2 separate regions of the Homo sapiens genome follow, and region 1 is linked to region 2. Evidence: read pairs that join two places in POLR2A ChIA-PET (ENCODE). Cell type or tissue: OCI-LY7. All regions are shown on one strand. Links, peaks and the distances in the headings refer to the core of each region. The heading gives the core; the rest is flanking DNA.

The links. Peaks named below come from ENCODE experiments on the same cell type or tissue, not always from the same donor. Only the 100,000 strongest peaks of a DNase experiment are listed, where the experiment ranks them.
Region 1: POLR2A ChIA-PET joins it to region 2 with 7 read pairs; 3 of 35 experiments call an interaction of 5 or more read pairs at or near these places.

The regions. Positions count from the first base shown.
Region 1 is chr12:45,406,039-45,411,427 of GRCh38, reverse strand. It overlaps ANO6 (anoctamin 6), which reads right to left. Exons shown (of 20, transcript NM_001025356.3): 16 at 1,941-2,071. The region is part of intron 5 of LOC105369743 (a long non-coding RNA gene); the gene reads left to right. Among named protein-coding and RNA genes, the nearest start is that of ANO6, 190 kb to the right of the region's middle. In OCI-LY7, for the core only: no CTCF peak of the experiment used is centred there; a DNase peak (open chromatin) is centred at 3,207; H3K27ac peaks cover 1,236 bases.
Region 2 is chr12:45,707,884-45,713,272 of GRCh38, reverse strand. No RefSeq gene overlaps it. Among named protein-coding and RNA genes, the nearest start is that of LINC00938, 17 kb to the left of the region's middle. In OCI-LY7, for the core only: no CTCF peak of the experiment used is centred there; no DNase peak of the experiment used is centred there.

The DNA of each region.
Region 1 (5,389 bases), core at 148-5,147, 300 kb after region 2:
CCTACTCCCAGAAATTCAGAAATCAAGTTTTCTAAGTCATTAGATACTATTTAGATAACAGGAAAACAACCTAATAAACCTAAAAATCTGTCTATAACAGCTGTTATTCTATACTTTCTTGTAGGGCAGGATGAGGCAGAATTATTTGGTTGATAACTATTTTAAAGAGCCTATGAAACTCTAAAAGTCCTATCAACTTCTCCCCAAAGCACATGACCATATAACTTTCCCTTCTGATGTCATTTATTTGACTAATCAACTACAGAAAAATAACTTTTTAAAAATAATAAATGACATTCTGCCCCAGGATTTTTAAAAATGCTGTTAATAGTTCCAATAAGAAATATTTACAATTATGACTCATTTTTGAACAACAGGTAATTGTCTTACAGTCCTTCTGAAAATCAGCAGAATAATAACTAACTAAGGACAGCTTCTACATATGTACTGCAGCTACACCCTTAATAAAACCTGGTCACAAAACATAACAAAGCAAAAATGAAATTCAAAACAGGCTCCAGGCTGCTGCAAAGTACTGTTGACTAAAGAAGCCACAAGATGAACCTTTTACTCATTGAAGGAAGCAGATGTGTTTCCATGTATAATGTATATTTTTAAAAGCAATTATTTTATATATAGAATGTGATTTAATAAAAACCACCTTCTAACTGCAGACTTGTAAACAGGAACCACAAAGGGGTGTCTTTGCCAACATGCAAAGCCCTGTGCATAAATGCAAAGCCTGTCAACAAAAATGATGTGTTTCTTTTTCTATTCTCCTAAGCTTAAAAAAAACTGTAATTGAATGCAATGGTTAGCTGAAAGGGCACAGATAAAAACCATGTAAATTGTTAGCCATCTATTAGATATAAGCGTGTCATGCATAATACAAAAGGTGGTGTTTCCTATGGAAATCTATTTTGAGATGCTTCCGTTTAAAGGCAACTGAGAGGTCAAAATCAAGTTCTACTGAAAAGAATTAAGAGTCCAAGCAAATAATATAAAAATGGACCAAGGCATTTAGGAAAGAGAGGACCTGTGCTAAATCTTAATTCCAGACCAGCACAATGGTTCCAAATTCAGGCCAGTTATGAGCCATGAAGTCACTCAAGGAACCAGGCAGAAACCACTGGCCAGAAGAAATAGGCTGTCAAAGGCAGGCATGAGATGTGAAAGTGGGCATCCCGGGACCATTCCTGCCACGAAGCTGCATGCTCCTGCAGGCTTGCTTAACTGACTCAGTTCAGAACTGTATCGGCCAACAGCTGTGCCTGCACGGACTCCAGGCCAAGCTGAATCACATCTAATTACAGTTGCTGAGTTCATTCTCAGACAACATGATTAGAATGCTTTAAGAATTCGTGGTAAAGATGGCCGGGCCCAGTGGCTTATGCGTGTAATCCCAGCACTTTGGAAGGCTAAGGTGGGTGGATCATTTGAGCCCAGGAGTTTGAGACTAGCCTGGACAACATGGTGAAACCCTGTCAGTACTAAAAGTCCAAAAATAAGCTGGGTGTGGTGGCGCATGCCTGTAATCCCGGCTACTCAGGAGGCTGAGGCAGGAGAATTGCTTGAACCTGGGAGGTGGAGGTTGCAGTGAGCCACGATTGTACCACCACACTCCAGCCTGGGCTACAGAGTGAGACTCTGTCTCAAAAAAAACAAACAAAAAGAATTAATGGTAAAGATGTACCTCAATGAATATTCCATTTCATTGCCCAGTAATAAATTTCTAGCTTTTTACAACATAAATATTGACAAAGACATACATGACCACCTTATCTGAAAGCTGGATTGTATAATTTTATCTAGTGGAGAAAAACATACTCTTCTTCATTTCAATATGCTAAATGTTAATATGGCTCAATAACAGATGCTTTTGGTATCCACAACATACTCTAACATGTTTTATATCACTAAAAACTTCACTAACAACTTACTCATTTCAAGATATTCATAAAATAATCCCAGTTTGCCCATAGGCTGCAGATGGTAGTCCTGTTCCCATCGTGGGGTTATCTTTTCTGATCCAGAAACTCTGTGAAATCGCCCAATTAGATTCATGATCCAGCTGCCAAAAAGAACAATTTATAAATTAGAACGAATATTATCAGGCCAAGGTCATAAAAATATTTTGCTGCTATCTCAAAGCTGCACAAGTAATCTTCCCAATAAACTATTTTTTTGTTTGCATGCTAAATTTGTTTTTATTTCTGCCTCCTTATTCCAAAATATTTTGAAAAATAGGACTACACACCAGGGTTTACCAAAGCTGCAGCTGCTACTATTTTTTTCTCCTACTTTTTCCCTATGGGCAGCTTAATTTTTAAAAGGCATGTTCCTTTATTTGATTAACTTCAGTTGTTTGTTTTTTCATTTCCCCCTTATCATTCAAAATAGTCTTGCCAGTATGAAAATCAACAGAGAAAACAAGGTAGAGTATGTGAGCTGGTGGTAAGTGCTGTGGAGAAAACTAAGCAGGGCAGGGAGTGCTTGCATTTGTGTCTAGGGAGGTGGCCAGTGAAGGTCTCCTTCAGAATGATGTTGAATAAGGATGTGAAGGAGACAAAGGAGTGGGAAACCTGGGGGAAGAAGTCCCAGGCAGAGGGAACGGTGATGACAGAGACCCTGAGGCAGGAGCAGGTCTCCATGGTTCACAGACAGCACGCAGGGTAGGAATAAGAGACCACTGTCAGGATCTGGGCATTTTTTTCCTCGGAGGGAAATGAGGAGCCATTGGAGGGCACCAAGTAGGAAAGTGACATAATCTGACTTTAGATAAAATAGGTCCAATTCCTATTTTAAGCTGAATCATTTAAGGACCAGAGGAGTGAAACGCCTCCTCCAGGTCATAGTGCAGAGCTAGGAGAAAACAGCCTGGACTGCGTCCCAGCGCTCTGTCCACCCGTGGATACTGCCCCGCTGAGCTACCCACTGTCTCTTTTTTATGTCATGTTTTTTTCCCTATCTCAGAATCCTTGTGGCTAAGTGCTTCCCCCCTTTTTATGGCAATTTGTCTGGAAAAGAAATCTGAGTTGGCAGTAAAATGAGGTGTGCACCTGTGGCATAGAGAACTGTTGTCCCCTCAAGCAACTGCCAGCTTGTGGTTTACCTGTGGAGTCATCAGAAGAGGCATAACAACAACTCCAAATACAGATCTAACATCTGGATACACTGGCTGATTAAACATGTGGGTGTGGACTTCAAACTCTGACAATGAGAAGGCATCGCATGATGGTTAAGGACAGTTATTGCAAGAAAACCAGGCAGACCCTCATCCTCTCCATCACATGTGCACACGTGCACACCCAGCCAGCATAAGACAGGCAGTACAAACGGCTCACTCTGCTGGGTTTCCCACTGCTATTGATCTCAGGGCTCACTTTTCACTGACTGCTACTGAAGCTTTACTCAGGGGAAATTATCTCTACTACAGGAGACGTCTCTGACCTCACAATCTTTCCCCACTTCTTTCTTTTTGATGATGTTAGAGAGGCAGCAGGAGGCTGTGGAAAGTGGATGGGATATGAGTTCAGACACCCCTGAATCTGAATCCACACTCTATTTCTTAGCTGGTTAACTTTGGTAAAAAAATAAAACGGGGTGATAAAACCTACATTGCCCAGGGCTGCTGTCAGGATTAAATGATTCAAAATAGGTAACGGATGTAGCACGTTTCCTAACACATCAAAACCTGCTGAATGGGATTTTCTGTTGAGCAATACAGGCTGCACTGGCTGAGGCCAAGTGTAAATATGGCCTATATTACGTAGACTCTTGGCTCAGTTATCCAGGCCACCTGGATCAGTGGTTCCCACTTCAGCACATACAAGCATGACATGGAATGCTTGTGAGTAGTGCAGCTTCCTGTGCTCCCAACTAAAAGGTCTGAGATAAGCTCCAGAATCTGCAGTTTTGCAGTCATTCCGGGGGGGGGGGGGGGGGTGACTCAGGTAGCACCAAGGACCACACATGTCCATCACCCTTCATGACACCGAACTCTAAGGTCACTGGGTGTGGTTTCTATTTGTTTATACTTTGCTTTGCCTCCCAAACTTCTAGCCTCCGCCTCTTGCTGAATCCTTTCCATGCCCTCAGAGAAGCAGGTCTTTTTCTGTCTGGGCTCTAAATCACATCAAAGCTCAGATTCAGGATGAAACTTCTGTCCTGGCAACTACTTGTGTCAGCTGGCGCTTCCGTCTCATATCAGGTCATCTTAGAAGTCTTTCTTACTAGCTTTCATTTCTGAGTTACAGATGCTGAGCCTCTTGTTTGGTTTTCCTGAGTTGAACCACTCATGTTTGGGTTTTCTATTGGTCTGTGTTTCTAGTGCAGGGAGCTCAATCTTGACTTCACATGAGAATCACCCACAGAACTTTTAGAAAAATATACACACCAGATACGTTTTCCCTGGCCAAGGCTAGAAGCAGGGGTTACAAAATAATTTCCATAGGAATTTACCATGTGTATTGTCATAGCCACATCATAAGTTATGCTTTACTAGGTCCTTATTTTGTACAAAACATGGTGAGAAGCACTTTACATCTCACTTCCTCTTCAACTCCATTATCACATTTAATCCACATAATGGAGATGATCATCATTTCTGTTTAGGACGTTCTACAGTATTCCCACTTGCTAATTTTGAAATACAAGCATCCTTCACTATCTGAATCTATTTTATGTGTCAGTTTACTGTTTCTGAACCTAGAGAGTAAGTGTGGATAGTGAGGGACACCTATATTTAGGACTCTGATTGCCTATAGCTCATCTTCTCTCCAAATCCTATCCTGAGAAGGGACATTTTCTCCTAAAACAGTTCTTTTTTCTTATTATATAAATAAGTATACTTATTTATATAAGAAGAGGCGTTTATGTTACAATATACATGTATAAATGTATATAAAGGAAAATTATAGCTATCTACTAAATACCAAACAATTGATACTACAGACATTTTGGATCCTTAATTCTATTATCTCTGACATTTTGTTATAAAAATTTCTCCAGAGTGAGTTAACACAGGAATTATACTAGCCTTTTATTAAGAACAGAATAAAATCCCCAGGAATACCTTAAATATCAAAACACTAAGGTGGAGCTGGGAAGGCCAAAGGGCTCTGAGCTTGCTCTCCGGGTCTCACTGACAACTCTGTAATTTACTGATGTGATGTATCTGAAGCATACAAGGCACTTATTCATTCACTCAGCTGCTTCATACTGAGTCCCTGTCATATGCCAGGTACTGGGGAGGCCCCAAAAGGAACCTGGATCCCTGAGCCAGATATGCTCCTTTCCTTGTTGCAAGAATCCTAGTCAAGGGGTATGGGCCCAAAGGCGGGAGAGGAAGGAAGGAAGAGGAGGGTACATGTGTGGTGAAACATTTCTC
Region 2 (5,389 bases), core at 338-5,337:
GACAAAACAGGAAACTGGAAGCAAGGGGTTCATTAACAGAATGAGAAAACAGAGTAGATATAAGGAATATTGCAGTACAATTGAGAGAACTTGATCGATTTCCAAGACTCATAACATACTCTATGTGTGGGTCATTCTTCGTTACAACAGGACATATTTCAGTAAATGTTTTGCCATGGGGGGCCTCTTTGAAATGACTGCTTAGGCCATGCCCAAAATGCCTATAATTCCAGCAATTTGGGAGTCCAAGGCGGGAGGATTGCTGGAGACCAGCAGTTCAGACCAGACCGGACAACACAGCGAGACCCTATCTCCAAAAAAAAATTAAAAATTAGCTGGGCATGCACTTGTGGTCCTAACTACTTCAGAGGCCAAGGCAAGAGGGTCACTTGAGCCTGAGAGGTCGAGGCTGCAGTGAGCCATGATTGCACCACTGCACTCCATCCAGGTGACAGAGCAAGACCCTGGCTCAAAAAAAAAAAAAAAACCCCTCCCACCCCCCCGCCCAAAAAAACCTGGCTGCTTAAAACACACACTAAAAAAAATAAATAAATAAATAAAAAATAAACTCTGACCCTTCTTATATTCCTTATCCCTGATGATCACATGCTTCCCTGCATCCCTGAATTTAAAAGATGAAACACATGGCACATGCCTGTAGTCCTGTAGTCCTACCTACTCCGTAGACTGAGACGGGAGGATACCTTGAGCCCAGGAGTTCAAGGCCAGCGTGGGCAACATAGCGAGACTCCATCTCTTTAAAAAAAGAAGTGAAACACAATTTTGAGAAGTGAGGATGAGTTTCTGTTGCATACTTTACTTGGTAATTAAAAAAACTTAACTATTAAAGTAAGATGGTGGCTTATGGCTATAATCCCAGCACTTTGGGAGGCTGAGGCAGGAGGATCACTTGAGCCCAGGAGTTCAAGACCAGCCTGGGCAACATAGTGAGACCTTGTGTCTACAAAAAAGTTTTTTAATTAGCCAGGTGTGGTGGCACCCACCTGTAGTCCCAGCTACTTGGGAGGTTGAGGCGGGAGGATCACTTGAGCCTGGGAGGTCAAGGCTGCACTGAGCGATGATCATGCTGCTCTACTCCAGCCTGGGCAGCACAGCAGGCCCATCTCAAACAAATGAAAACACTATTTGCTGTCATCTATTAAAGTCCATGTTTATTTAGGTAAAAAATATTCTGACAAAACTCCACTTGGATTGACCCTAACTGGAGTATTAAAGCATTATAGGCTAGGCATGGTGGCTCACACCTGTAATTCTAGCACCTTGGAGGCCAAGGCAGTAGAATCACTTGAGCCCTGGAGTTCGAGAGCAGCCTGGGCAACATAGTAGAACCCTGTCTCTGCAAAAAATAAAAACATCCAGGTGTGGTGGTGTGTGCCTGTAATCCCAGCTACTCAGGAGACTGAGAAGTGGGGATCACTCGAGCCCAAGAGGTCAAGGCTGCAGTGAGCCATGATCATGCCACTGAACTCCACCCTGGGTAACAGAGTGAGACCCTGTCTTTAAATAAATAAATAAATAAATAAATCTAAGATGCCAGCCATCTTTGAATTTATGTAAGCCAAACGTTATTAAGTGAAGCATGACTGTATTTTTTTTAATGAACTTGAACCAGATAGAATGTAGGTGTTACAGAAACTAACTGCGAACTACTATCATTTATGATAAATATATACAGTCATGTGTCCCACAATGACATTTCAGTCAATTATGGACCATATTTATGGCAGAGTCCCAAGAAATTATACTATTATATTTTTACTGTACCTTTTCTATGTTTAGCTATGTTTAGATGTGCAAATACTTACCATGGTGGTACAATTGCCTACAGTATTCAGTACAGTAACATGCTGTACAGGTTGTAGCCTCAGAGCAATAGGCTCTACGATATAGTCTTGGTGGGTAGTAGGCTATACCATCTAGGTTTGTGTAAGTACACTCTGTGTTTCCATAATGACAAAATTGCCTAATGATGCATTTCTCAAAATGTATGGTCATCATTAAGTGATGCATGACTGTATAAGAAAAAGTATCTATTTGTTTTAAAGTTGGCTCAGACACACATGGTAGTGAAAAACATTGAAAACATTTGAATGTTTATTGATTTGGTATCTAGCTGTAATCACCTCTGGATTCTATCATGGCATCTGGGTGTCTGAGCAGAAGAAATCCTGGATCATGTGACTTATCCATAAAGAATAGATTCTACATTTAGATCTGATCACGTGCACAGAGTACCTACCCTGTGCCAGGCACATTTGTGTATGGTATTTCATCTAGTCACTCACAGATTATTAAATCAGCTATAAAAAGATAAAATGCTTTTACTTGAAATAAGATTAATGTTCCCTGAGACCCTGCACTATAAAATAATTGTTTTTTCCAGCATAGTCATTTATTACAGTTAAAGGAAAATGTTATAAAACATTTGGATATTTCTCATATGCTCCTTGCATAAAGTAAGCAGATTTATATTTATTTCAATATGATCAAACCCTAGAGCTTAAATGCTTTCTTTTGTATATAATTTATACTATATAAATATTTAAATATACAACAGTAATAGTTAATATTTAAGAATAGTAAATATTTAAATATACAAGAGTTGTCCAAAACAAAAATAAGAGTTCTGGATCTTACTAGCTCCAATACTACTTTACTTTGAAATATTGAATGAGTGATTTCATATTTCTAATATTATTTATCTTTAAAATTGGGAAAAAATATCCTACTGAATATGATTAATTGAGAACCCTAGGTACAAAGTATTCCTTAAATTTGAAGTGATAACTACTGAAAGTGTATCCCAGAGGGAAATGGTCTAGGTTGGAAGATATACATATGGTGGTCATAAAGAACATTCAGCCTCATTGGACTTCTAAAAATATTTTTTTGCTGTGAGTGATAGCCTTTTTTTTTTTAATTAATTTTTTTAACTGCTCCTTACAGAGCAGGGCTACTACACAGGCAGTGTGCCCAGAGTATCCACCAAGCCTTTATTTAAGAGCTACATTTTTAAAAGCAAATATTGGTCTTTAGGGTTCTTTGCGAGGAAATAATACCGCGTGGAGGTATTTGTGATTCTTATATATTGACTCCACAATGGCAGACAATTATCTCCATCATTTGGATCTGAAGCCTATCAAGACATCTAATGTTAATTAGGGCCGGTGCTAGAAATCATGAAATATAGCTCAAAAAAATAGTCTGTGTCTTGAGGTCTCGTACTCAAGCTAAAGAGAAATATAAACATTGATAAACCAATTTGAATATAAAACATGTAAAATCTAGTTGTAATCATTTTCTCCATATTTTACTGTTTTATGACATAACTTTCAAATCCTGGCTGTAATTGTATATTTGCTAATATGTTAATGCTTAACCTTATTTCTACTAAGTTAGGAAAAATTTCATAGAGGAAAGAGAAAATCAGGATTTTTAAATGAGGAGAGGAAGGGTGCTTGGTAAATATAAAAAGAGATTATTCTGGTTTACTGAAGGAATGAAGAAGAGAGACTCTAATGAATGGTTAGAATAGTTTAGCAGTAGACTTGAGAGAGATAAAACAGGAATAAAAATTAGATAGATGACAGAAAACTGACATATGCTTCTTAACAGATTTGTTGATGATTTTTGAAAAGGGAAAATTTTAGTCATTTGTATATGCCCAGAGGAGAGGAAAGCTGGAAACCAGTGAAGAAGCGGGAGCAGTTAGAAACAACATATATGGGGAATTTAGATAGTAGGACACTCAGAAAAGAATAGATCTTCGAAGTGTTAACAAGTTAGTGTCAAAAATTACTCTAAGGCCCCATTAACTAGTACCAATGACTGCAGAGCCTAGCATTTTAAGATGTAACCACTGTCATGATGTTTCTTTAATTTTGCCACTTCCTGGTCTCTTGGTACCTTCTCTGGACACTCTTATCTAAAATAGCTTGTTTATCATTTGTCTCCCAACCCATAGTCCATTAGAATGATATAAACTCCATTTGGTTAATAATTTCTCTCTTTCTATTTTTATTTTATTTTATTATTATTTTTGAGACAGGATCTCATTCTGTCACCCGGACTGGAATACAGTGTTATGATCTTGACCTTCCAGGCTCAAGCAATCCTCCCACCTCAGTCTCCAGAGTAGCTGTGACCACAGGCATGCACCACCACGTCTGGATAATTTTTTTACATTTTTTAGAGACAGGGTCTTATTATGTTGCCCAGGCTTCTGTCTCTCTTTGTATAGCTATATCCTTATTGCTGAGAATAATTTTTAAAGAATTCTAGACCTAGCAATCAGTGTCTTGAAATACAGCCTCTCAGTTGGATATTTAGGATCCATAAATGAGAATGAAATAATCTTAAATTTGTCAGGGACTGCAGAGGTCATGCAGCCTGCTGTTTTTTTACTACCTGCTATGGGTATTTGAGGAAGATTTCTACTACTTAAGTCTTGCCTCAGCTTTGGGAATGACAATTGAGATTTAGTGCTTTTCTTCTCTTTCCTTCTCTTTTCTTTCACTTTGGGATCCAATGTGAATAATTTAACTAGTTTTCCAGTGTGATAAAACTGATCTAGTCCAATCTCTCACCTTATGTAGACATTCCTTCTATGGGATATATTTCCATGGGTCCCATCTGGGAGTAAAGAGCACACTGTTGGGGTGTGTCTGTCTGTATGTGTGTGTGTTTCATCCAACAAGTATTTATTGATTGGCTACTATGTGCTAGGCTAAGGACACAGTGATAAAAAGACACATTCCCTGCCCTTACTGACTTTCTAATGGAAATTTTGCTAGCAGCAAATGAAGTCTCTAAACTTTTTTCCTGTCCTCTCTTTATTCTCAAAGTTCTTTTGAAAGAAATGCAGAATAGTGGGAAGAAATAAAGAACAATGAGAGTTAAACTTCTACTAAAAATGCCCACTTTTAGTTTGTAGGGGTTTTAAATTCAGACCAGTTCAGTTCAACAAACACTGCTGAGCATCTCTAGCCCTTGGCTAGATCCTGAGCAATAAAAGCAATAAAATAAAATTATTATAAAAATAAAAATAAAAGCTGAAATACTCCCTACTCACAAGGGGGGAAATGCAAATGTATAAATACTCTTCAGTATGATAAGTGCTATATGTACCTGTTTTTTGAGAAATCCATTCCACTGGGTGGTCTAACTAATATAAAGTTCTTTCTCCTTTAATTTAAAATTTTTTCAAGACACGGTCTTGCTCTGTTGCCCATACCGGAGTGCAGTGGTACAATCTTGGCTCACTGCAGCCTCAACTGCCTGGGCCCAGGCAATCTTCCCACCTCAGCCTCCTGAGTAGTTGGGTCTACAGGCATGTGCCACCATATCCAGCTAAATTTTTAAAAACATT